3 separate regions of the Homo sapiens genome follow, and regions 1 and 2 are each linked to region 3. Evidence: chromatin loops called from intact Hi-C (ENCODE). Cell type or tissue: K562. All regions are shown on one strand.

Region 1 (8,000 bases), 240 kb after region 3:
ACTGTTTTCTCCAAAAGACTGTAAGCTCTTTAAGAGCAGCATCTGCACACTGTTTGTCTATCTTTGAACTCAGAGTGCTGCCAGGGTTCAACACATAACTATTCATAAATATATAGTGAAAGTTTCCCTGAACTTGAGAAGTTCACAAAGGAAAATTTAAGCCTCAGTGTACACATATTCATGGTTAAGGTAGGGGTGGGATTAAAGTGCGGTAAGAAAGAAGAGACCTGCCTACATTTTTACATTTTCCAGGGGGCTGGTAGGATGAAGCTGAGGAACTGGGGCTGCAATGATGGAAGAAGGTGCGGGGTTCTGAACTCCTGGGCACACGACCAGCTACAGGCCACTCCCTCTGCCTGTGTGTTATTTCCACAGTGGGAGAGGACCATGGTCTTGTGGCATAGAAAGCAACTAGACCTCCAGGACCAAGTGTTAGTATCCACTGGGTGACCAATAAAAGCAGTAGTGATGTTTTTCTGTGTTGAGTGACCTTCCATCCATCACCTGGGAACTCAAGATATCTCTCTGGGGTTCCCACTCTGCTCTCAGCACTGAGCCACCACAGAGATGAGCAAAATCCAGGCCCCTACCTTCTAGGAGCTCCCGGTGTAGCTGGGGTGAGACTCCTAGTGCTTTGATGGGAAATTTGCCAGGGTATAATTACAGAATGCATTGTGTGGTGTGACCATGAGTGTTCTGGGAGGTCAGGGAAGACAGGAATGACTCTTTACCAAAGGCAGATGGCATTCTTGGTGATAGAAAGAAGTACAACACAATTCTCATGGTAGATGTAGACAAGCAACAAACGCACAGAGCAGCATAAATAGAAAAGAAGAAAGGAAGGAAGAAAAAGGAAAAAAGGCAGGAAGCAGGAAGAAAGAAAAGGAAAAAACAGAAAGAAAAAGAAAGGGAAAGAAGGAAGGAAGGAAGGGAGGGAAGGAGGGAGGGAGGGAGGGAAGGAACATTCCACAAGTTACATGTTGACAGCAGGGAGAGGCCACCTCTATGGGCTTGAGAGAAGGAGTCAGAAGCTTGAATGAGCCTTGAAGAAAAGAAAGTATTTAATTAGGGAGAGAAATGCAGAAGCAGCAGGGCAGATCCAAAGATACATGGGTCACTGAAGAGATGGGAATGTGGGTGCTTGGTCTGTGCCTAGAGACTTGCCTCCCTGTCAATGAATTTTTTTGAAGAGTTTGAAGTTAATGCATGCACACCATAAAGAATTAAAACAGTGTAAAACTAGTATTGATTGAAAATCTAAGCTCCCTCCCAGCCTGACTCTTGGCCCACAGTTCCCTTCTCATGTTAAGCTGGTACCTGTCTCATGGGTTATCTTTCCAGATATTTCTAGGGATATAAAAGCTTATATTTTAATGCAAATAGCCACATACTACACATAGTGTTCTATATCTTGTTGGTTTTTTTAAAGAGATGGGGTCTTGCTATGTTGCTCAGACTGGAGTGCAGTGGCTATTCACAAGTGCAGTCATAGGACACTGTGGCCTCTAGCACTTGGCCTCAAGCAATCCTCCCATCTTGGCCTCCCCAGTAGCTTGGACTACAAGTATGTGCCACAACACCCAGCTTGTTGATCTTTTCCTTACTGATTGGTAGGAGCTTTTACTCATTAAAGGAACCATTTGTTCATGATGTTGCAAATATTTTCTCACTCTGTCATTCATGCTTTTACTTTTTTATGGTGGTTTTTGCTACCATAGTAGAAATGTATGATCTGAGCTTATCAGTTTTTTCTTTTATGACTTCAGGGCTTGAACCATACTTAGATTGTGCACACTTCAAGATTATAAAAATATGCTCCCAGATTTTCTTTTGATACTTGTATAGGTTCAATTTTATTTTAAAATATTTGATTAGTGATCTAGTACTAGTTTTTCTTTTTGACTTTTGCTTGTTTAAATTTTTTATTTAATCCTAAATTTATTTTTAATTATTATGGATACATAGTAGTTGCACATATTTAGAAGTAGTTTCAATTTTAGGAATGATTCTGCTTTTTTAAGTTACAATCTATCTTGGATTTCATCCTTACCATTTTATGAAAGTCATCTCATTCTTTTTCACTGTGTTAATAGTTACTCTATCACATGGACTTACTATAATTCATTAAGTGTGGTAACTCATGACTGTAATCTCAGCATTTAGGGAGGATCACTTGAGGCTAGGAGTTTGAGGTCAGCCTAGGCAACATTAAGACCCCCATCTCTAAAAAAAAATAAAAAATAAATTAGCCAGGAGTGGTGGCACATGCCTGTAGTCCCAGCTACTCAGGAGACTGAGGTAGGAGGATCACCTGAGCCCAGGAGTTTTTCAGTGACTTATGATTGTGCCACTGTGCTCCAACCTGAGCAAGAGTGAGACCCCACCTGTTTAAAATAAAAGGGGAATAAGGCTGGAAGCATCACACTATCTGACTATACTACAAACGTAAAATGCACTACAAAGCAATAGCAATCAAAACAGCATGGTACTTACTCGCAGAAAAACAGACACACAAAACAACAGAACAGAATAGAGAGACCAAGAATAAATCTATGCTCTTACAGCCAACTGATTTCCAACAAAGGCATCAAGAACACACATTGGGCAAAGGCCAATCTATCCAATAAAGGGTGCTGAGAAAACTGGATATTCATATGCAGAAAAATGAAACCAGACTCCCTATCTCTCACCATGTCCAAAAATCAAATAGAGACGGATTAAAAACCAATGTAAGGCCCGAAACTGTGAAACTACTGGAAGAAAATTGGGGAACCCCTTCATGACATTGGTCTGGGCAAGGATTTTTTGAATAAGACCAAAAAAGCACACGCAACAAAAGCAAAAACAGGCAAATAGGATTCCATTAAACTAACAAGCTTCTGCACAACAAAGGAAATGATCAGCAGAGTGAAGTGACGACCTACAGAATGGGAGAAAACATTCATATACTTCGCATCTGACAAGGGGTTAATATCCAGGACACACACGGAACTCAAAGAATTGTAAGTCTTAAACGATGGCTTTAAACAAATTTTGTGAAAATTTAACCATCAGGTCTGGTATAAGCCAGCTCCAGGACACCACTGGAAGGGTTCCTGTTTTGGAAGCTGGACTCTGTCCTCCTCTTGGAGCCCTCGGAGAGAGCAAGCGAGGCTGCTCTGTTCTGGAGGCTCCGTGCCCCTGAGGCCTTTGACCCCGTTACCCGCGTTCCTCCCCTTGAAGCCCGGTCCCGCTCTCCCAACACCAGTGTTCTGCTGCCCCCTAATGGCAGCTTCTGCCATCTGCGGCTGTCCGGGAGCTAGATCCACCGCAAAGTCCACCAGCTCCGCTCCAGGATCAGAGACCCCTGAGCAGGTTAAACAATCTTCCCCCTCCACTCCAGACTTTTGGAACCCAAGGACGGCCGGGTCAGAGTACCCAGGACCTCAAGCCCCGCTGCCCCTTGTCCATCCCAGAATCGTGGTTTCCCACTGCCCTCTGCAGTGCCGCGGCGAAGTGATGAGCCCGGCACTGTGGCGCCACCTAGTGCCTCTGCTGGGTCAGTGGCACCTGCACCTGCACTGCCAGCCCCCTGCTGGGAGAATTCCGACTCAAGAACTGTAGTTTGTTGTGTGTTGTTTTTGCTTTGGGGCTCACTGGGAAACTCTCACCAGTCACCTGCATTACAGCCTGGGGCTTCCTGTCACTGTAGAGCAGGTAAGAAGAGGAGGGAAAGAAAAGACCTCAGCAGCACAGCACCAGACCTTCCTCCACTTGGTGGGGCCTTCTGACCACGAATGGTGAATAGTCCAACTAACAACTAAAAGCTCCAGCTGGGAGGACCCTGGAGCTCCCCTGAGCCTGTGGCCTTCAAACGGTACTGACCAAGCCCATCAGTAAGCAGTGCATTTTACAACGCAACAGTCCAGGACACCCCTGCGTTGAAAGAACTCAGGAAGCAATACTTACCCTTAGTATGCATAGCGTATTTTGACACTTCCATTACTTTTGATTCTAAAAAAAAAAAAAAAACTTGCCACAACTTAATAACTGAATTCACAGTTCATTAATGGGTCACCACCTACAGTTTACAAAACAATAATCTAGCCCTCAGTTCACTGAGAAGAAACAGAGGACAAAGAACAAATTTGCCCAATAGCAAATTAGGGGCAGATTCAGATCTAGGATCTAGAATCCAGGTCTCTGATGCCCAGTCTCATCACTTCAAGGCCTCCTCTGGGCTCTGTACCAAGTTCCTTTTGCACTGAAGCACAGAGCTCTGTCTCTCTCTGTGGCCCAGATCTATATAGGGCAGACTGTCAGGATCTGACTGCAGGCCCCTTTGTGCCCTGGAAGTAAGGGGTTGTCAATTGCTGTTTCTCTTATAATGAACTTCTCCTGTTCTAGCACAAGGCGGCAGCAAAGAGAAGCAAATGGCCTTGATAGTTGGAAGGAAAAAGGAGAAAATAGGCTCTGGGCAGTTCCGGTAACCTAACAAGTAAATGAGTAGCGTTAGCGTTTTGCTTGAGATCAAAAGCCAAAGGGCGGTATTTTGTCAAAGACCTTTGGAACTTAATTTTAAAAGTTAAGGAGGGCCAGGCATGGTGGCTCACACCTGTAATCCCAGCACTTTGGGAGGCTGAGGCAGGGAGATTCCTTGAGTCCAGGAGTTTGAGACCAGCCTGACAACATAGCGAGATCTTGTCTCTACAAATAAAAAACAAAAAATTAGCTGGGTGTTGTGGTGCACATCTGTGGTTCCAGCTTCTTAAGAGGCTGAGGCACGAGGATCCCTTGAGCCCAGGAGGTTGAGGTTGCAGTGAGCTGTAATCATACCACTGCACTCTAGCCTGGGTGACAGAGCAAGACCCTGTCTCAAAATAAATAAAGGCTAAAGGGTGTTGGGAATACTCTAGTCTAAACAATACCTGATGCACTGTTTGTTGCAGGAGTGTTGATAAAAAAGAAATCCGTAATCTTCCTAGAGAGCATATGAATTTTATTTTAAAATTTTAAAATGTTCAAACCCACTGATCCAGAAATTCCACTAAAAGGAATATATAAAGTGCTAATTTTATCCATACAAAGTTGGTCACCACAACATTTGATATTTTTTTGACAGAAAGAGCTAAATAATATCTACATGGAATTAGTTTTAAATCTTGTGTACACCAAAACCAAAAATGTAATACTATGCAGCCAGTAGGTAGGATGATGTAGAATGTGAAAAGCAGTTTACAAAATCCTATGTGTAGTATGCTCCCATCTGTGTAAAGTGCCCAGGGATTCTCTAGGTACTGGGGTGAAGGTGGGGTGCCTCTCTGAAGAATGGAGTCATCATTCAGAATCACCTGGAGAGATTTTATAAACCACAGTCTTCCCCAACCACTCACCCCAGGAAAGTGTGATATGCCCCTTTGGGAGATATGGTTACATTTGAGAATCATTTCAGGAAGGGAAAAGGATAGAGAACTGCTGGAGGTGTACATATAACCATTTGTGTGTACATGCATGTGAGATGGTAGTGGGATGCTTCCCAGAATGACAGCATCAGTCTTCTCTGAGTGGTGAGATTTTCAAGTGTTTTTCAATAATAATAATGACAATAATGATACTTAGAATAATCATGATAAAAATAGTTTGTTTAATCATCTACCTGTTGAAGGACATCTGGGCTATTTTGAATTTTCACCTATTACAAATAAAGCTGCCATGAACACTTGGTGTACAGGTTTTGGTGTGAACGTAAGTTTTTATTTCTTAGACATAAATGTCCAAGAGTGCAATTAAGGCTTGTTTTATGGCCTAGCATATGGCCTATCCCTGATGTTCCATGTGCACTTGAGAAGGATATATATTCTGTTGTTGGATAGAGTGTTTCATAGATGGCTGTTAGGTTCAGTTGGTTTACAGTGTTGTTACAGTTTTCTATTTCCTTGTTGATCTTCTGTCCAGTGGTTCTGTCTATTTTTGAAAGTGGGATGTTGAAGTCTCCAACTATTACTGTTGAATTGTCTATTTAATTTCTGTCAGGTTTTGCTTCATGTATTTTGGTGCTCTGATATTAGGTGCATATATGTTTATAATTTTTACATCTTTCTGATGAATTGAACTTTTTGTCATTATAAAATGCCTTTGTTTGTCTCTAGGGACATTTTTTATTTTGAAGTGTTTTGTTTTATATCAATCAGTATAGCTGCCCCAGCTTTCTTGTGGTTGCTGTTTGCATAATATATATTTTTTCCACTTTTCTACTTTCTATTTGTATCTTTAAATAAAAAGCATGTCAGATAACCTCTGTCTCTAGGAACAGGAAAAGATTTCATGATGAAGACACCAAACGCAATTGCAACAAAAGCAAAAATTGACAAATGGGATCTAATTAAACTAAAGTACTTCAGCGCAGCAAAAGAAACTATCAACAAATTAAACAGACAACCTACAGAATGGGAGAAAATTTTTGCAAACTATGCATCAAAGATCTAATATCCAGTGTCTATTAGGAAGTTAAATTTGACCTTTGTCTAATATCCAGCATCTATATACAAGTTCCTTATAGATGCTCTCATTGTGTAAAGGGATTCTCTAGGTCATGCCCATGTAGCCCTGAACTTAAAATAAAAGTAAAAAAAAAAAAAAAAAAAAAGCAAGTCTACTGTAGACAGCATATAGAGTTAGATGATGTGTTTTTTTCCCAGATAATCTGTCTTTTGATTGAATTGTTTAATCTATTCATATATATTGATATGGTTGGATTTACATCTGCCATTTTACTTTTTGTTTCCTATGTCTCATGTCTTTTTTGTTGCCCCATTACAAAGTGGGCAAAACATGAACAGACACTTTTTCACTTTTCAAAAGAAGACATACATGCTGCCAACAAGCATATGAAAAAAGCTCAACATACTTGATCATTAGAGAAATGTAAGTCAAAGCCACAATGAGATACCATCTCACACCAGTCAGAATGGATACATTAAAAAGTTGCTGGCAAGGTTGCAGAGAAAGAGGAATGCTTATACCAAGTTTGTCCAACCTGCGACCCCCAGGCCACATACAGCCCAGGACGGTTTTGAATGTGGCCCTACACAAATTCATAAACTTTCTTAAAACATTATGAGATTTTTTTTTTTGCAATTTTTTTTAGCTCATTAGCTATTGTTAGTGTTAGTGTTGTTAGTGTTCTTTTTTTTTTTTTTTTTTTTTGAGATGGAGTCTCACTTCTGTCACCACGCTGGAGTGCAGTGGTACGATTTCAGCTCACTGCAATCTCTGCCTCCTGGGTTCAAGCGATTCTCCTGCCTCAGCCTCCCGAGTAGCTGGGACTACAGGCACCCGCCACCACGCCTGGCTAATTTTTTGTATTTTTAGTAGATACGGGGTTTCACCATATTAGCCAGGATGGTCTCGATCTCCGACCTCTTGATCTGCCCGCCTCAGCCTCCCAAAGTGCTGGGATTACAGGCGTGAGCCACCACGTCTGACTCATACACATCTTAAGTCATCAGAATTAGCTTTAGGTTTACACTAGCTTAATTCCAGTGATACATAGAAATGTTTCTTATATATAGTTCTATTCCCTCTCCTCCCTCTTCTGTGGTATTATTATTAAATCAGTTGTCTTTTTTTTTTTTTCTTTTTGAGAGACAGGGTCTCACTCTGTTGCCTAGGCTGGAGTGCAGTGGCATGATCATGGTTCACTGCAGCCTTGAACTCCTGGACGCAAGCAATCACCCTGCCTCAGCCTCCCAAGTTGCTGGGACTACAGGTCCCAACTACTTGGCCATAACATTTATATAACTTTTAAATTTTTGTAGAAGTAGGGGTCTTACTATGTTGCCCAGGCTGGTCTCAAACTCCTGGGTTCAAGTGATCCACCTGCCTTGGCTTCCCAAAGTGCTGGGATTACAGGTGTGAGTCACAGCATCTGGCTGAGGAGCTTTTGAAACCTACAGTTTTCTGGACTCCACCCTAGACCTACAGAATCAGAATCTATATATTTTTAAAGCTCCCGGGTGATT
Region 2 (8,000 bases), 57 kb after region 3:
TGTTCTGGGACAGGTCCAGCTCTGTGAGATTGGCCAGGTAGCCCAGCTCACTCTGGTCCACACGGACAATGCTGTTGCTCTGCAGGAGCAGGGTCTGTGTGCCTGCGGGGAGTGCCGGGGGGACTGCCGTCAGGAATAGGTCATTGCAGTCCACAGTGGTAGCCTCGCGGTAGGACGAGCGGGGCGTATACCAGGGCCGGATCTGGCAGGCACACTGAGGGGGGCAGGGAACATGCCAGGGTACCACGGGCACAGCGGCAGTGGCACCAGCCACCCAAGCTAGCAAGAGTGGGGCCACGAGAAGCCTCATGGTGGAGCTGCAGGGCAGGGGACCATTCACAAGAAGAGTCTGGAGTCCTGCTCTTTGTGTTTTGCAGGGTAAGGGTCAGCAACCCTGCCAGGGCCCAAGGAACCACCCTCCCAGGGCAGTCATTCTACACCGGGCGTCACTTCTTGCCCTCCTCAATATGCCTTCTCTTCCTTGTCCTCTGGGGCTGGGCCTGCTCAGTCATTGCCAGGCCCCATCAGGGGCAGCCCTGGAAGAAGAGGATGCAGAGTTAAGGAGGTTGCAGAGAAGCAGTATCTACCCCTCCTCCCGTGTTTGTTTGTTTGAGACAGAGTCTCATTCTGTCACCCAGGCTGGAGTGCAGCGGTGCACTCAGCTGACTGCATCCTCCGCCTCCTGGATTCAAGCGATTCTCCTGGCTCAGCCACCTGAGTAGCTGGGATTACAGGCACCTGCCACCACTCCTGGCTAATTTTTGTATTTTTAGTAGAGATGGGGGTTTCTCCATGTTGGCCAGGCTGGTCTCGAACTCCTGACCTCAAGTGATCTGCTCACCTCGGTCTCCCAAAATGCTGGGATTACAGGTGTGAGTCACCGTGCCTGGCCCCTCCCATGTTTTTTGACTCAACAAGCCAAAGGAGCTGCAGAGGTAATGGCCAGGCCTGTCCTTAAGGCTTTAGTGTCCTTTTCTATGACCTGCTCACAGAGTGAGTGACTGTGAGTCTTCAGTGAAGGAGAGGAAGGTGTATGTGTGTGTATGTGTGTGTGTACATGCACATGTGTGTTTGGGAGGGAAGGAGAGTGGATGGGCTGAAATTATTGTTATCTTCAGAGTCCTTCTGAGCCCAGAGAGATGTGAGGTAGGTTCTCTAACCTTTCTTACCTCTTTCCTCCCAGCCTCCTTGGCTCACTGGGTAAATGGAAGATAAAATGATAAGTTTCCAGAAGTTCCTCTGGCAGTGTAGGTGGGAGGTGGGTGAGGGTTGGTGGAAATAAGTACAGCTTCTAAAATCTGGGATGGGCTCCCCAGGACCCTAGAGGTGAAAGGCAGCAGACCTGACACATCCAGGCAGGCTGGGGTGTTCTGCTGCCCAGGATCTTCTGGGTGGGGATATTGCTTTGGTGTTTGCCAACTTCCCCACCCTGGAGGCAGGAGTGTTTCTCCTTTCCCAACAGCCTGGCAGTGTTGCCCAGGAGGAGGCAGTGGAGTTAAGAAGCCTGGGTCTGAGCTCCTCAGCTGTGCAGGTAAGACCTTCTGTGACCTGGCCCGGCCCCTTCACCTGGCTTCTCTTGTCACCACCCCACTTACCCGCTGCACACAAACCTTTTGGGTTGAGGTTACCGTGACATGCCACCCCTTCTGATGTCTCCTCCTCATTGTCTTCCAGACAACTCCTACTTGTTCTTCAACGCTCAACTTTAAGTTCAGTCACCACCTGCAGAAGTCTTCTCCAAAACCTCCCCACCTGGCTGACTAAGGGGCTGGCTTTATGCTCTTGCAGTACTCATGCTTCCTACTGTCACAGTTCTGACCACACCGTGGGAAAACGTCTCTAACTAGAGACCTGTCTTGCCTCTTGTGCCTGTAGTACGGGATGGGTGCCCAGTGTGTGTTGATTGTATGAATCAATCTCTGTGACTCCAGAGTTCCTTTCTTCAGGAGATTAGACATCACCCCTGCAATCAACAATGCAAGCCACTGCTGTTTCCTCCATCCTGAGCATGAGGAACCTATCCAGTTTCTCTCTCAGATGCCAGGGCCATGAGGCAAGTCCAGCCTTGGCCTAGAACCAAAGATGGAAACAAAAAGGGGCCAGACTGTGTTGCCTTCTTGAGCCTGGTCTGACTCCTGAGTGGAAGTCTGATTCCAGGTAAGTTTTTAGCTACAAGTGTCAAGGAAATGCACAAACACTTACTGAGCACCTACCATTGCTCAGGACTCTTTGAAGACTCTGAATGTCTTTTTTCATATGACTCTCATAACAGGTACATGAGATAAGCACTAATACCTCCAGTTTGCAGATTAAGAGACTGAGGTCCTGAAGAGGTTAAAGAACTTGGCTCAAGTCACATAGCTGGTGAGCAGCAAGATACAAGAATCAACCCAAGTCCAGGGGGCTGTGTGCCGTTTACACTTCACATCTGTGCTGCCAGGTCTGTCTGATCTGACCCTGCCCTGGGCCTCTGGAGGGTCTGGGATGCACTGAATGCTGCAGCTGCAGGCCCTGTGCCTGTTCTCGTCCCCTGGGGTGATGACTCCTTACCAGGCAGCTGCAGAAAGCTTGGAGCTATGTCTCCTGCCACCATCCAGGCAGGTGCCTCTCAGCGGGCCAGAGGGGCTCTTCACCTCCCTCATCCTGCTTCCAGGATGCTAGGGCTTGGGAGGGGAGCAGCTGGAGGCAGGGTCCCGTTCCCTGAGCAGGAACACAGCAAGCCTATTTACATTTGGCTACTTCCCACTTTCCTCTGCAGCTATTTCTGAAGGTGGGAAAAACAACCGCGACTTCAAAGGCACAGAGGTTTTGATAGGGGTGTGTGTGCACCGACACGTAAAACTCAGTGTGAACAAACACATGTGTACACATGCATGCATGCCTGCATACCTGTGCAAGGGGAACCCAGCTACCCAAGCCAGTGTATGGGGGTCAGGAAGCAGGGAGGGAATTTTGTGGTGGTCTAGGTGGGTGGAAAGGAAGGAGGGAACAAGCTGAGTCTCCGAGAGGTCCCTGTTGTGGAACTGGATCTATGGCCAGTAATCCTGCCACACTTACATACCAGAGACCCCTGACTGCCACCTAGACCTGCTGTGAGAGAGCAGACCTACCGGCAAATAGATCAGGACCCAAATCGCGGCCCTACCACTCACTACCCAAGTACCTGAGGCAAAGCTACTTGACTGCTCTGAGCAACCATTTCCTTCTGTATTACATGAGATTGTCATTGGAGTTAAATGAGTGTGTTGCACACAGAAAGAACTGGACAAATGTTAGCTCTCTTCCAGCTCCAGTCATCCCTCAGGGTCAGGAGGTTCTCCAGCTATAGGACTTCTTAGGGGACAATAGAAGTTGGCTCCTAGGACTCCTAGGGCTCGATAAGTTAGCAAGTGCCATGCTAGTTGGGGAGGCAGGTTCAAAAACACGAAACAACTAGGAGAGCCCAAGACATTTCCCAAGTGGAGAGAAGGGTGAGGGCTGGAGGAGGTGGAGAGGGGTCTTCAGCTGGGCCCCAGCATCTCCCTGACCTTTAGACCCTACCCGAGTCCAGTTTCCCTTCTTCATCAACACTTGGTTCTAAGCGCTGAGTCCGTGCTCAACTGCACTGAGGGGATCAAGGAACCATTTAAAACTTCATTGAAACCCTCCAGGCACTTGCCTTTCCCCTTCACCCCAGACTGCTGCCCCTTCCTTCCCTCCCCTGGTTGGGCTGGGTGGATGAGGCAGAGGTCGTGGCTCCTGGGCCGGGAGCCTGGGGCTGGGCCTCGGGATCCAGAGGCAGTGACTTGATGACTCATGTTCACACTGCACCTCTGACCCCAAGGCTTGGCAAAGGCCCAGACAAGTCCACCCCCTCACTGCTGAGCATGCAGCTCTTTCCAGGATGCAGCTCAGAGCTGCCCTCTCACCTGCCATCACCACCTAAGGCTGCCTTGCACATGGCCCGCTCATGCAGGCTGATTAGCAGTTTCTACCGGGGAGCTGCAGAGAAAGCTAATTGTCTTTCATCTGTAATCTCCAGGGGTGATCAGGAGTTCAGACTGTCACGTGTATACTTTCCCCAATTGGATTCCGAGCTTCTTGAGGCAGGGGCCATATCTTACATGCTTTTTGTGTCCCCAGAGCACCAAGTGTAGGATTGAGCATGTAGCAGGTGCTTGAGAGTTGCTATAGTGAAATGTGTAGAGAACACGCATTGCATTTAATCCCCCCAACAACCCTGTGTGTAGGCAAGAAGGGATTATTTAGCTCCATTTTGCCAGGGAGGCAACTGAGAGTCAGAAACGTTAGGTGATTCATCAGAGGTTGCACAGCTTCTATGCAGTGGGGTCAGGATTCAAACCCAGGGTCTTTGACTCTACATCCTGCCTCACCAGCCCAGCCAATGTGGATCAGCACCTGTTTTACAGGAGCAGAGGGCAAGGCTGCCTCAGTTGCAAATCCCTTCAGAGAAAACCTGAGTCCTCAGCTCCTCCACGCACCTGCCCCCTGCTGGGCCCCTCAGCTCCTGTTCCTTGACTCCTGCCTAGAACAACCCCCCTGGGGGACAGTGTGGGGAAGGACACTGTTCCTGTGTGTGTGTGTGGCTGGGCCTGGAACCACAGGGACAAACAGAGCCAGCTGCTGCACACAGACCTCAGCCTGCCTTCTGAATGGGGGCTGGGGGCTGCTTTTTGCGCAGCCAGTGACTGCTGGCCAGCTGTGGGCTTCAGGGACAGGAGACAAAAGCCCTAGAGCCGTATTCCAAGAAGCAGGGTTGGTTGCCCACTCCAAGGGCAAGTTTCTCTCTTGGAAAGGCTGGTGCTGCAAACCCTGTCAGGTCTATGTTCTCGGGGCTGTTTCTGTGGATTTAGCGGAAACTGTGGAATTAATCCACAATGCCCCTGATTAAACTAAGACCTTTGGCAAAGGTCTGAAGGAAGAGTTTTGGAGACGCTGTCACTACTTTCTCCCTTCCCTGCTTCTCAGGCCCCCGGCCCCAGCACAGCCCTAGTGCTCCTGCCTGGTATTGGTGGATGCAGAGTCTCCTCTCTCCTCTCCTCCTCCCTCCTCTCCCTGGCGGTTCCCCCCCCACCCCCCCCCCCGGGAGCTGAGGGTCCAGAGGGAGGGTGGCAGGTGGTGATCGATTGCCTGGCCTTGGCTGCTTCAGTGCCAGGACACCCTTCTCCCCACAAAGCTGCGGAGAGAGATGGGCGGCATAATTGAGTGTAGCGTTGATAAACTCCGGCCTCCTCACCAGCAGATAAGCGCTGGGTGGGAGGGATGCTGAGGGTGAGGAAGGCCAGTCCTCCATCTGCATACCTGGCCTCCAGCTCCTCCTGGGAGGTAAGCCTGGCCCCTCACTTCCACCTCCCATTTAATCACACACAACCAGAACCTCAGAGCTGGAGGAGACCTCAGCCTCAGCGTTTATCTGCTCTTCCAGAGTCTGAATTCCATAAATAACTTATGTGAAGGAGGAGTGGTGGGGCGTGAGCCTGGCTCTGCTGTTTGCTGTGTGACCTTGGGCAAAGTACTTAACCTTTCGAGCCCCAAATCCCTGAGCTGGGAATGGGGATAATGCCTGCACCCCTTCTGGAATTGCTGGGAGGAGTACGGGATGGAAGGTACATGAAGTGCCTGTTAGTTCCCTCTGTTGCTTCCCAGCATTGCAGCCTCTCCTTTCATCTTACCATACATTGGATTGGAGCAAAAGTAATTGCGGTTTTGGCCATGAATTTTAATACTAATACTAATACCTAATACTTCTCATCTCTCAACTTTTGTAATAAACTTAAAAAATATTGTTGAGGTATAACATATGTACGGGAGAATACATAAATGTCCCTGATCCCAACATGCATAGGTACAAGTACAACCACCACCCAAATCAAGACATAAACATTTCCAGCACTCCAGAAGGTTCCTACGTATGTGCCCCTTCCCAGTCAATATCCAGCCCCCACCTGGAGCTAACCACGGTCCCGACTTCTATCGCCGCCAAGCAGTTTCATCTTGAAAACCCAGAATTCCCCTTCCTTTTCCATGACAAGTTGGGACCAGGGTCTTTGGAATTAGGTTACTCTGGCATTAGGGAACTTTAAATCCACTTCATTCCTCCCCCTACTTCAAAGTGGGCTATAGCGTCTTAGAATCTCATGTTTAACCAGTGATCTCCAGGAAGAGAGGCTGATTCTTCTCTCTCTTTCTAGAGTTCCCGTATCTAAAAATTGCTCTCAGCCTTGGGGCCCAGCTCTGGCCAGCATCCTCATGGCCTGGGCCTGGGAGTGCCATGCTGCCTTGAGGGAGGATGATGTGGGTGACCTCCTGGCCCCCGTGCCCTCTAGGCCTTCTCATCACAGAGTTCTGGAGCACTAGGCAAGAGGATGGATTGGGGGTGGCCAGGAAGGAGGGGCCCAGACCTGCACTCCTAACCATCCATCCCCTGGGTCACTCTACTCGGCAGTCTCAGAGGCTCCTCCCATTCTGCTTGTCCTAAATGCAACATCTCCTCCCACTGCCTGGCTGTGCTGCATTGGTCCCATTGCCATCAGCACCACCGTCCACCAAAGGCTGGAAATGCCCGCCCTCTTCATCTGCCCTCTCCCACCTCACACCCCCTACCAAAATGCTCACACCTACCTTCTCTTTTCACTTCTGGCCTTGTCCTGTACGGTGGCCTCTTTTGGGCTTTCCTGCTCACCTGAGAGAGCCACACTTCCCCTGACTGCCTCTCATTCCCAGACACACCACACCCTGGCTATTTTTCCTTCCACACCTTGGGCCTCTCACTGTGCCTGCCGTGCCCTTTCCCAACTTCAACTATTCAACTCCTCTTCAGCCATGAAAACCCATCCCAAATGCCACCTCCCCTGTGACGCTTTCCCTTAGAGAAGAGTGGTTCCTCCCACAGCTGCCCCCGAGACTCTCTGAACAAACCACAGTGGCAACTTCCTCACTGTTAGGCCATGAGTCTGTCTTCCCAACCAGACTGAGAGCTCCTCGAGGAAAGGATGGTTTGTTACGGATTTTTGTGTCCCTAGAGCCTAGTACCGTGCACTTTCCCTTGCAGGACTGAGGGGTGCTCTGCCGTGAACTGTGAATCACAACCCATTAGTAGGTCATGAAAACAATTTAACGTGGGTCACGATCTACATTAAAAAAATGAATAGAAAATATCATACTGCATTGTATGCGGCCAGACTAAGCATTGTTTTGAGATGCTGCCCCCTATTTTATACACACGCATTTGTGCACTGGGACATGATACAAGGCTTTTTCTTTTTTCTTTTTCTTTTTTTTTTTGCCTAGGGCTGTAGCTATAAAAGCTTGAAAACCATTACTCTGAGAATCTCTCTGTTGGGAAAATGAGTCCCTTCAACTCTAGTTGTTGCCACTGGGATGCTAACAGAAAGCAAAGTCTCAGAGGAAAGATGTGGCATTCCTGAGTGTCTTCCATGTACCAGGACTTCTATTTGCTAGCCACTTTATGTTCCTCATCCCATCCTTCTGTGAGGGACATACTTTTCAGATGAGAAACGTAAGCTCCGCGAAGCTAAGGGGCCGGACTGAGGTCCCACAGCGAGAGTGTGGAGGAGCCAGGATCCGAACCCCATCGCCAGCCCTTGCCAGTTCCATGATTCCGGTGCCAGCGCTCGCCTGACCTCCAGGGCTGTCATGGTGGGAAGGGACTGGAGGGCATCTGCTGGGCAAAGGTGAGGCTTCTTTGTTCATACTTGCCCTCCCCTCGTCTCTGGAATGAGAGGGGTCAGGGTTCCAGGAAACCCCCCTTGTTGGGCCTGGGAGGGGAGGGACTGTCCCCAGGCAGGAATCTCTGTCTTCCCAGGTCTCCTGGCTGGCCCAAGCAGAGAGTGTTAGAGCTCTGCTGCCTGGAAGGCAGCCTACCTCATTATTTCTTAATTAGGAGTGGAAGGTGCCAGTAGGTAGCACAGAGTCATTGCTGTCTGCGTGCACTGCACCAAAAAAGGCTGCAGGGGAGCCGAGCCAGCCTGTTGGGGGCA
Region 3 (8,000 bases):
GTCCAATTTGCAGACCAGGGCTTTTCAGCCTCAGGACTGTTGACATTTTGGATTGAAGAATTCTGTGATGGGGGCTGTCCTGTGTGTTCTAAGATGTTTAGCAGCATTCTTGGCCTCTGCTCCCTAGATGCCAGTAGCACTCCCCTAATTATGACAATAAAAAATGTCCGCAGACATTGGTAAATATTACTTAAGTGGGAGAATGGCCTCTGGTTGAGGACCACTGAGGCCAGCCAATGCGTACTACAGGAGAAACATCACACAACCTGCAGATTGGTGTCACACATTTATGGCCCTGACCTGGCCTCTCAGTTCTATCTGGTTCTTCTGTTTTCCTCATAGGCGAAGTAATGGTTCTAACCTAGAAGACAGAATGAGGTGAAGACAGGCTAACTTCTCTAAGCTCTCAATGACTCACGAGATAATAGATGTCAAGATAGAACCTACTAAGTGTTCAGTAAATGTTATCTATTGTCATTTCCAGGAGGGGGCTGATTGAAACTGAAGAATAGTACAGTAGGAGGAGAGGACCAGGAGCTGAAAAGACAGGTCGCTATGTTGAGAGAGAGAGAGAGGAAGAAAGATCTAATAGGACTTCAAAGGCTGTGGTAGATGTATTACTGTCAAAACCTGCGCAGCTTTTCTCTACCAGGCCTTGGAAAAGATTGCACTTCCTGCACCACTGGCAGCGGGCTGGCCAATGGGATGCAAGTGGAAATGAACTGTGCTATTCTGAGCAGAGGCTTAGGGACCATTGTGTGGGTAAGTCAGTGCTCTTTTTCCTCCACGTGAGGCTAGTGTGTCCCAAAATGGGGGCTGCTCCCTTTGACCTGTCTCCAAGACTGAAGAGAACAGGGACCATAGCTGTACCTATCCTGCGAGGGACAAAGGAACAAGCTTTTGTTAATTCAAGCGATTGAGATTTGGGGGTTTGTTACCACAGTGTAATTTGGCATAAGCTGACTGGCATACGGTGGAGCATCCCAGATGAGGGCAAGCTCCCAGGGCCTAACAGAGTGAGTGGCTGGAGTATGTGAAGGTGAAATTCTTTGACATGAAGTGGTTAAGGTCCCACGAGGCCGTGGTGTTAGATGGGTCATTCATGTGATGTTGTTATCATCCAGGAAGCTGGTAGGAGGTAGGAACCCAAAGTCTGTAATGAACAAGGGAAAGTGTGAGCAAAGTCAGCAGATGACAGCAGTAAAGGAGGAGTAAAGGGGAGTATAGATCTAAATATATATATGTATATGTGTGTGTGTGTGTGTGTGTATGTGTGTGTATATATATGCAGAGATTTGGTATATATATGTGTATATATATATGTGTGTGTATATATATGTGTGTGTGTGTGTATATATATATATGTGTATATATATATATGCAGAGATTTGGAAGTGTGGAAGAATAGGGGTCTGAGTGCAGTACTGGGGAGGCCCCATACCCTATCCTGAAAGCACATGAGGTATGGGAAAGTGACCACCAAGATCCTTTGGAGGGAAAGCCAGGTATCTTTTAAGGCAAAGAAGAGGAGGAAAGAAGAGTTTGCAGATGTAGGCAGGAAGTTGTTTATGAAACAGAGTGATAGGCCGGGTGCGGTGGCTCACACCTGTAATCCCAGCACTTTGGGAGGCCGGAGGTGGGCGGATCACCTGAGGTCAGGAGTTTGAGACCAGCCTGGCCAACATGGTGAAACCCATCTCTACTAAGAATACAAAAATTAGCTGGGCGTGGTGGTGGGCACCTGTAATCCCAGCTACTCAGGAGGCTGAGACTGGAGAATCGCTTGAACCCAGGAGGCGGAGGTTGCAGTGAGTGGAAATCAAGACATTGCACTCCAGCCTGGGCGACAAGAGCAAAACTGTCTCAAAAAGAAAAAAAAAAAGAAAGAAAGAAACAGAATGATAGTGTAGTTGGAGTCAAGAGTTGACTGCTTTGAGAACTTGTCTCCAGAAAAAGGGCATGTACTTGTGCAAAATGTTATATGCAAATTCAAAAAACATTTAGACTTCCTAGAACCATCTGTGGACCCTAGATTAAGAACCCTGATCTGGAACAGTGGCTCTCAAACTTGAGCAAACAGTTTGACAGGTCTGACGGTGTTTGACAGGTTGTTGGGCCTCACCCAGAGGTTTCAGTAACGTAGGTCTGCATGCGGTCCAAGCATTTGCATTTCTATCAAGTTCCCAGGTGATGCTGATGTTTCCGGCCTAGAAACCACATTCTGAGAACCACTGCTGAAGTCTAAGGCTAAGGGGGAAAGGTTTGGGGAGAGGAAGAGGAACAGTGGGAAATGGTTAAGGACAAGATTATGAAAGCATCATGGGGATGAGAATGGATTTTTGTTTTGTTTTACTAGGCTTAGGCAGATACTCCAATATTTCTGACACATACATACACGGAAAACCTTGCAAGAGTGGAGAAAAGAAGGGAGAGGTGAGTGAGCACTTATTTTAAGTTTAGGGCAAGGGGTGCAAAAAAATATCTTTTATAGCCTTAAGGATCACTTTCTTGAACACCCTTACTTTACAACAACAGATGTGATATCAAGTATCACATGGCCAATTCACACCTTTGGTCTGGTAACCAGCTCTTGCCCCCTCTCAGTCTAGGGCTTGTTCCCCTTCATCATTAACCTCTAAGAGAATCACTAGTGGGAAATAAGCTATGCTTTTGATTCAAGGTAAAGAGACTCGAACTTTCCAGTGCCCTAAACTGGGAAATCTTAAACTCCAGCAAAGTACAATGCTCAAAACTGGGTAAAGCTGCTACCTTCGTAGGGGATACATTTTGGAGAAAATTGCATCTACTTTCTTCTTTGTCTTTTCTTTTTGTGTGAGTGTGAGTGTGCATGACAGTTTGTCTATGTTTGAAAACCTGACCATCAGCATTCCTGGAATTCTTGGCAATGAATTAGGATTGCCAGTTAGCTGCCTGCTGGGTGACCTTAGGTAGTTCACCTCGTGTCTCTAAGCCTCAGCTTCCTAATCTGTGAAACAGGCTGATGGACCAGTGAGATAACGCCTGTGAGGTGCTTATCACCTGATACTGCCTCTTCTTGCTGGCACATCAAGCTGGAGGATTGCAGCATCTGAACACGAATGACCAATCAAATCTCGGGCCTATACCCCACAGACGTAACCTTTATCTCCCACCAGAGGGCACCAGTAACCTATAAAAATCTAAGGGGGCGGGCGGTCCCTCTTGCCCTTAACATCGTTGAATCTGCTTGAGTATAACTCCCTTAAGTCTATTGAAATATTCTTACCCCTGGTGTTTTAAGAAATCATTTGAAAAATACCTCTCACACCCAGAAGGAAAATATGGAGTAGAAGTGTAGGGTAAATGGTGCTCCAACTCCCCACCAGCCACCAAGAGAGCTCTATTTCCATTTTGTATTTTGTCCATTTTTACCATTCAGTCTCCATCTCCTCGAGACTATCTGTAACCTAGTTTTACAAATTATTCTCTCAGTAATAACCTATTGCAGTTCCCTTCTTCCTGGTTTATTCAAATGAACTGAACTGCTGTTTTTTTTCCCTTTGATGTACAACCTCCCGCCTCCTAGCCTATCGGGCCAGCCTTCCTTCCAGCAGGCAGTAGGGGGAGGGATCTATTTCTGAGCCTCGGTAGAGCCTCAGAAGCTGTTTCCCTGAATCCCTCTGTGATGAGAGCCTAGTGGTCAACAGGTACCTATCACAAAAGGCTGTATTCCAGGAGAAAACTCTTTCCCCATCTAAGGAAGGGAAACGACTAGAAGTTGAGGCTACCCACCACCACCTCCCTGAAAACATTACAGACTTCAGGGACTCAATGATAACCAATGTGTATCTGTGTCCTGTATACACATAGGGTTTGTTCTTTGTCTTTGTTCTTTAATTTGCTGGGGAAGGAAATACAGCCTCGGGCTAGCTTTCACCATTGCACCTGGGAGTGCTGGCCGAGACAAGAAAAGCCAACAAGAATATTGACTAGAAAAAGGGTATTGGCCAGGCACAGTGGCTCACGCCTGTAATTCCAGCACTTTGGGAGGCTGAGGCAGGCGGATCACCTGAGGTCAGGAGTCTGAGATCAGACCGGCCAACATGGATTTGTACTAAAAATACAAAAAACTAGCCAAGTGTGGTGGTGTGTGCCTATAGTCCCAGCTACTCGAGAGGCTGAGGCAGGAGAGTCGCTTGAAACCAGGAGACAGAGGTTGCAGTGAGCCAAGATCACAGCACTGAACTCCAGCCTGGGTGACAGAGTGAGACCGTGTCTCAAAAAAAAAGGGTATGCTGTTTGTCTTATTAGGAACACAGAACCATGGAATATTCGGGATGACCAGGACTCCGGAAATCTAGTACAACCTTTCATTGTTCAGAGGGGAGAAACATGACCAGGGTCATGTGGTTTGTGAATGGCAGACTAGCTCTTCCAGCTCGAACTAGAATTCAGGTCTGTGGGCAGGCACACCAGTTCCTGTCTCACCATTCCATTTCTGAATCAGCCATCGTTGCTAGCATTTGTTGTTTGCTTAGTATGTGTCAAGTATCTGTTCTTTAAATCTCACACAATCCTCACAACAACTCTGTGAAAGAAATGAATTGGTATAAGAATGAAATACATTATTCTCATTTTACACAGGCATAGAGAAAAATGATGTAGGACAAAATTAGCTAGCATTCTGTTTAAATCAATATTTTCCCATGAGGGTTAGCGGCATTTTGAATGGAATAAGGTTTTGGTTTGTTTTTTAATGGGACTACTCCTAGCATAGCATGATATTTAGCATTTTTGGACCCCAAGCACTAATTGCCCCAGTCATTATAATACAAAAAATTTCCAAAAGTCCTTAAACGTAGACTATAGATGGTCCTGTTGCTGGTGGAGCACTACTGATTTTTTTTTTTTTTTTTTTTTTTACACAGGGTCTCACTCTGTCACCAGGCTGGAGTGCAGTGGCACAATCTAGGCTCACTGCAGCCTCGACCTCCCAGGTTCAAGCAATCCTCCCACCTCAGCCTCCCGGTTAGCTGGGACTATAGCTATGCGCCACCATGTCCCTATGTTGCCCAGGTTGGTCTCGAACTCCTGGGCTCAAGCCATCCACCTACCTCAGCCTCCCAGAGTGCTGGGATTACAGGTGTGAGCCACCATGCCCGGCTGAACACTACTGATTTAAATGCATGGGCACAAGGAAAGGAGTAGTTAACAAAGTTGCTTTGTTAGTTTGGTTATTTTTATATCAATAAAGGCCACAAGATGGAAATAGGAGCAGGACAAGAGGAAGGAAATCCCTTGGGGTGAGTGTGGCTCTGGAAGGGAAGAGGTTAAATTATAAAGGAAGGGAATGAACCATAGGCCAAGGAGGATCCTGGCACATGGCAACTGGTAAAACTTGGAGGATGAACAAGGTCTGGTCTCACAAACTCATAAGCTACAGAGACCAGTGCGATCTCAGAGGAGAGCTGCTGGAATGGGGACAGTAGGGAGTGCAGGAGGTGAGAGTAAACTGGAGATCCATGCCCATAACAATGGGATAACCAACACCCAACTCCGGCCAGGTCTTTTCAGATGGTAGTGTGGGTCGTGGTTGCCAGCCTTTCCAATATACCAAGAAAATCCACAAGGCTAGATTTTTCTAGGAAATCTCTCTGTTGTCAATATTGGATCAAAAGAAAAGTTTTGAAACACTAGGTAGACCCAGAGAAAAATGCTTGCAGGTGAATTTGGGTAGTCCGACTCATGGGATCTCTGAGGGGCCATTCTCATCTAAGGTGCTGTGGTACATGCCCACTCTGCTGGTTGATGAAAGGGAGACAGGTTTCAGCTCACACAAGATGGAATTTACCACCAGTCTATGCTGGCAAACAGTGAGCAGGCTGGGCAGAGGAGTAGTAAGCATTCCCTGGGGCACCGGGCTCCGCACAGGCCAGGAGCTGTCACAGGAGCTAAAGCAGGGATTCCTGTGCCATCTCCGGTCCCTTCTGGATCTGAGATTCAGGAATTCTGGGGCTGTGATTCCTTGAAGGCAGAGCCGGGAACATGAAAACCGTAGACACTAATCAATGCCTGTAGTGCTAACAGCTCAGACCCCTGGGCAATTGTTCTTGAGCTTGGTCCTGTCATTCCCTCTGCTGTGTAGGAATGAGGAAAAGAAGTCGCGTGAGTCCCTGCTCCCTAGAGGTCTTTGCCTTGGTTCATAATACTGACAGTTTGCAAAATCAAGCTGCTTTTATTCTCTCTCAGCCAGTGAGTCCCTGACACAAACTGCAGAGCTAAACAAGCAATTTTCCAGCCCAGCTGTTCAGGCACACTCTGAGTTTAAACGCACTCTTCTTTAAAAACCACCAGGAGCTGTATCCTCCCCCATGCTTGTTTCCTCTCCTGTTAACCCAGCAGAAAGTAGGTTCTACAAGGTAGCAGTGCTTAACATGCTGGTGCCTGCAGATCCTCCACTGGACGCTACCCTCCTTCCCCTGTGGAGTGATGACGGGATGCCCCACTTGTTTAGAATGAAACCCCAAACTCCAGTGTGTGTGCGTTCTCTGTTCTTTCCAGGTGGGGCCTGCCTGGGCTTCTCGCTGTCTGGTGGAGCCCCACTATGCCTTTAAAAGCAGGGCCTTTGATCATTTCTGACTTTTAGCAGCAGATAGTCAAATGAGGGGGAGGTGGCAGGGCTTTGCCAACCAGACCCCTGATGTGGACGAGTTGAAAACCCAGGCTGCAAATGTTAATATTGTCACATGCTAGGAAATCTCTGCTTCAATTCACCAGATACTAGTTAGTCATTGGCTTGTGAAGTCTGTAATCCCTCTCGTTTCTGGCTTTGCTTACAACCCTGCACCCTGGGTGCTGGAGCAGACTCTCAGGAAGGGAGATGGTGCCAAGCCCTGTTCCTGTCTTTCTTGGTCTGCATGCCAGCTTAGGCCAGGTTTTTATTGAGCTTCAGGATCGGATCTTCGTTATAGGCGGGGAGGACAGTGTAGGTAAAGCCTACTGACAAGTGCCTTAGACCCCTTGCACTGCCATAAAAAATATCTTAGCCTGGGTAACTCATAAACATCTTTTTTTCTTTTCTTTTTTTGAGACAGGGTCTCACTCTGTTGCCCATGCTGGAGTACAGTAGCACAATCTCCACTCATTGCAACATCCACTTCCCGGGCTCAAGCAATTCTCGTGCTTCAGCCTCCCTAGTAACTGGGATTACAGGTGTGCACCACCACACTCAGCTAATTTTTGTATTTTTAGTAGAGATGGGGCTTCACCATGTTGGCCAGTCTGTTCTCAAACTCCTGACCTCAAGTGATCCACCTGCCTTGGCCTCCCAAAGTGCTGGGATTACAGGCATGAGTCACCGTGCCTGGCCTCATAAATATCTTTATGAGTTGTTTATTGCTCACAATTCTAGAGGCTGGGAAGTCCAAGATCAAGGTGCTGGCAGATTCGGTGTCTGGTGAGAGCCCATTCTTTATGGGTGGTGCTCTCTATGTGTCCTCACGTGGCAGAAGGGCAAACAGCTTTCCTCTAGCCTCTTTTATAAAGGCACTTGTCCCATTCATGAGGGCTCTGCTTTCATGATCTCATCATCTCCCAGAGTCCCCACCTCTTAATACTATCACCTCGGGAATTAAGTTTCAACATATGAATTTTGGGGAGACACCAGTGTTCAGACCATAGCACAAGCCATGCAGCACAATAGACAGAATGCATGTGGAGGCTAACACCAGAGAAGGTCATTTTTGGGGTTTACTCCATCTGGACCACCCTCTGGCATCCCCAGGGTCAGTCTGTAAGTTGTAATTTTCTTATCTCTTTTCTATTCAGCCTCGGTGTCTGGATGCCCAGCCTAACCAAGTCAGCTTCCCATCTTTGGCTGAGACAAGGAGAACCCTGCTGGGCTAGGGGACCCAGGTAATGTTGCTCAGGCATTGTCCTTTTTTTTTTTTTTTTTTTTTTTTTTGAGATGGAGTCTCACTTTGTCGTCCAGACTGGAATGCAGTGGTGCGATCTCGGCTCAC

What was found. Hi-C counts contacts between places; a loop is a spot of excess contacts. Peaks named below come from ENCODE experiments on the same cell type or tissue, not always from the same donor. Only the 100,000 strongest peaks of a DNase experiment are listed, where the experiment ranks them.
Region 1: it touches region 3 in a loop (14-fold over the local background); 88 of 110 quality-filtered maps call a loop at or near these places.
Region 2: it touches region 3 in a loop (2.1-fold over the local background); 8 of 110 quality-filtered maps call a loop at or near these places.

The regions. Positions count from the first base shown.
Region 1 is chr1:204,803,865-204,811,864 of GRCh38, forward strand. No RefSeq gene overlaps it. Among named protein-coding and RNA genes, the nearest start is that of NFASC, 21 kb to the right of the region's middle. In K562, CTCF peaks have their summits at 3,548 (motif pointing left) and 4,390; DNase peaks (open chromatin) are centred at 3,237, 3,537 and 4,367; H3K4me3 peaks cover 255 bases; H3K27me3 peaks cover 603 bases.
Region 2 is chr1:204,619,683-204,627,682 of GRCh38, forward strand. It overlaps LRRN2 (leucine rich repeat neuronal 2), which reads right to left. Exons shown (of 2, transcript NM_201630.2): 2 at 1-536. The coding sequence starts at 310. It overlaps LRRN2-AS1 (LRRN2 antisense RNA 1), which reads left to right. Exons shown (of 13, transcript XR_007066814.1): 9 at 1-1,531; 10 at 1,675-2,157; 11 at 2,273-2,440; 12 at 7,291-7,694. Among named protein-coding and RNA genes, the nearest start is that of LRRN2-AS1, 60 kb to the left of the region's middle. RefSeq lists an enhancer at 1-735. In K562, CTCF peaks have their summits at 320 and 4,510 (motif pointing left); DNase peaks (open chromatin) are centred at 3,799, 4,529 and 5,329; H3K27me3 peaks cover 926 bases.
Region 3 is chr1:204,562,854-204,570,853 of GRCh38, forward strand. It overlaps LRRN2-AS1 (LRRN2 antisense RNA 1), which reads left to right and starts at 1,318. Exons shown (of 13, transcript XR_007066814.1): 1 at 1,318-2,433; 2 at 7,807-7,893. RefSeq lists a silencer at 2,974-3,063. In K562, CTCF peaks have their summits at 3,163 (motif pointing right) and 3,608 (motif pointing right); DNase peaks (open chromatin) are centred at 3,118 and 3,588.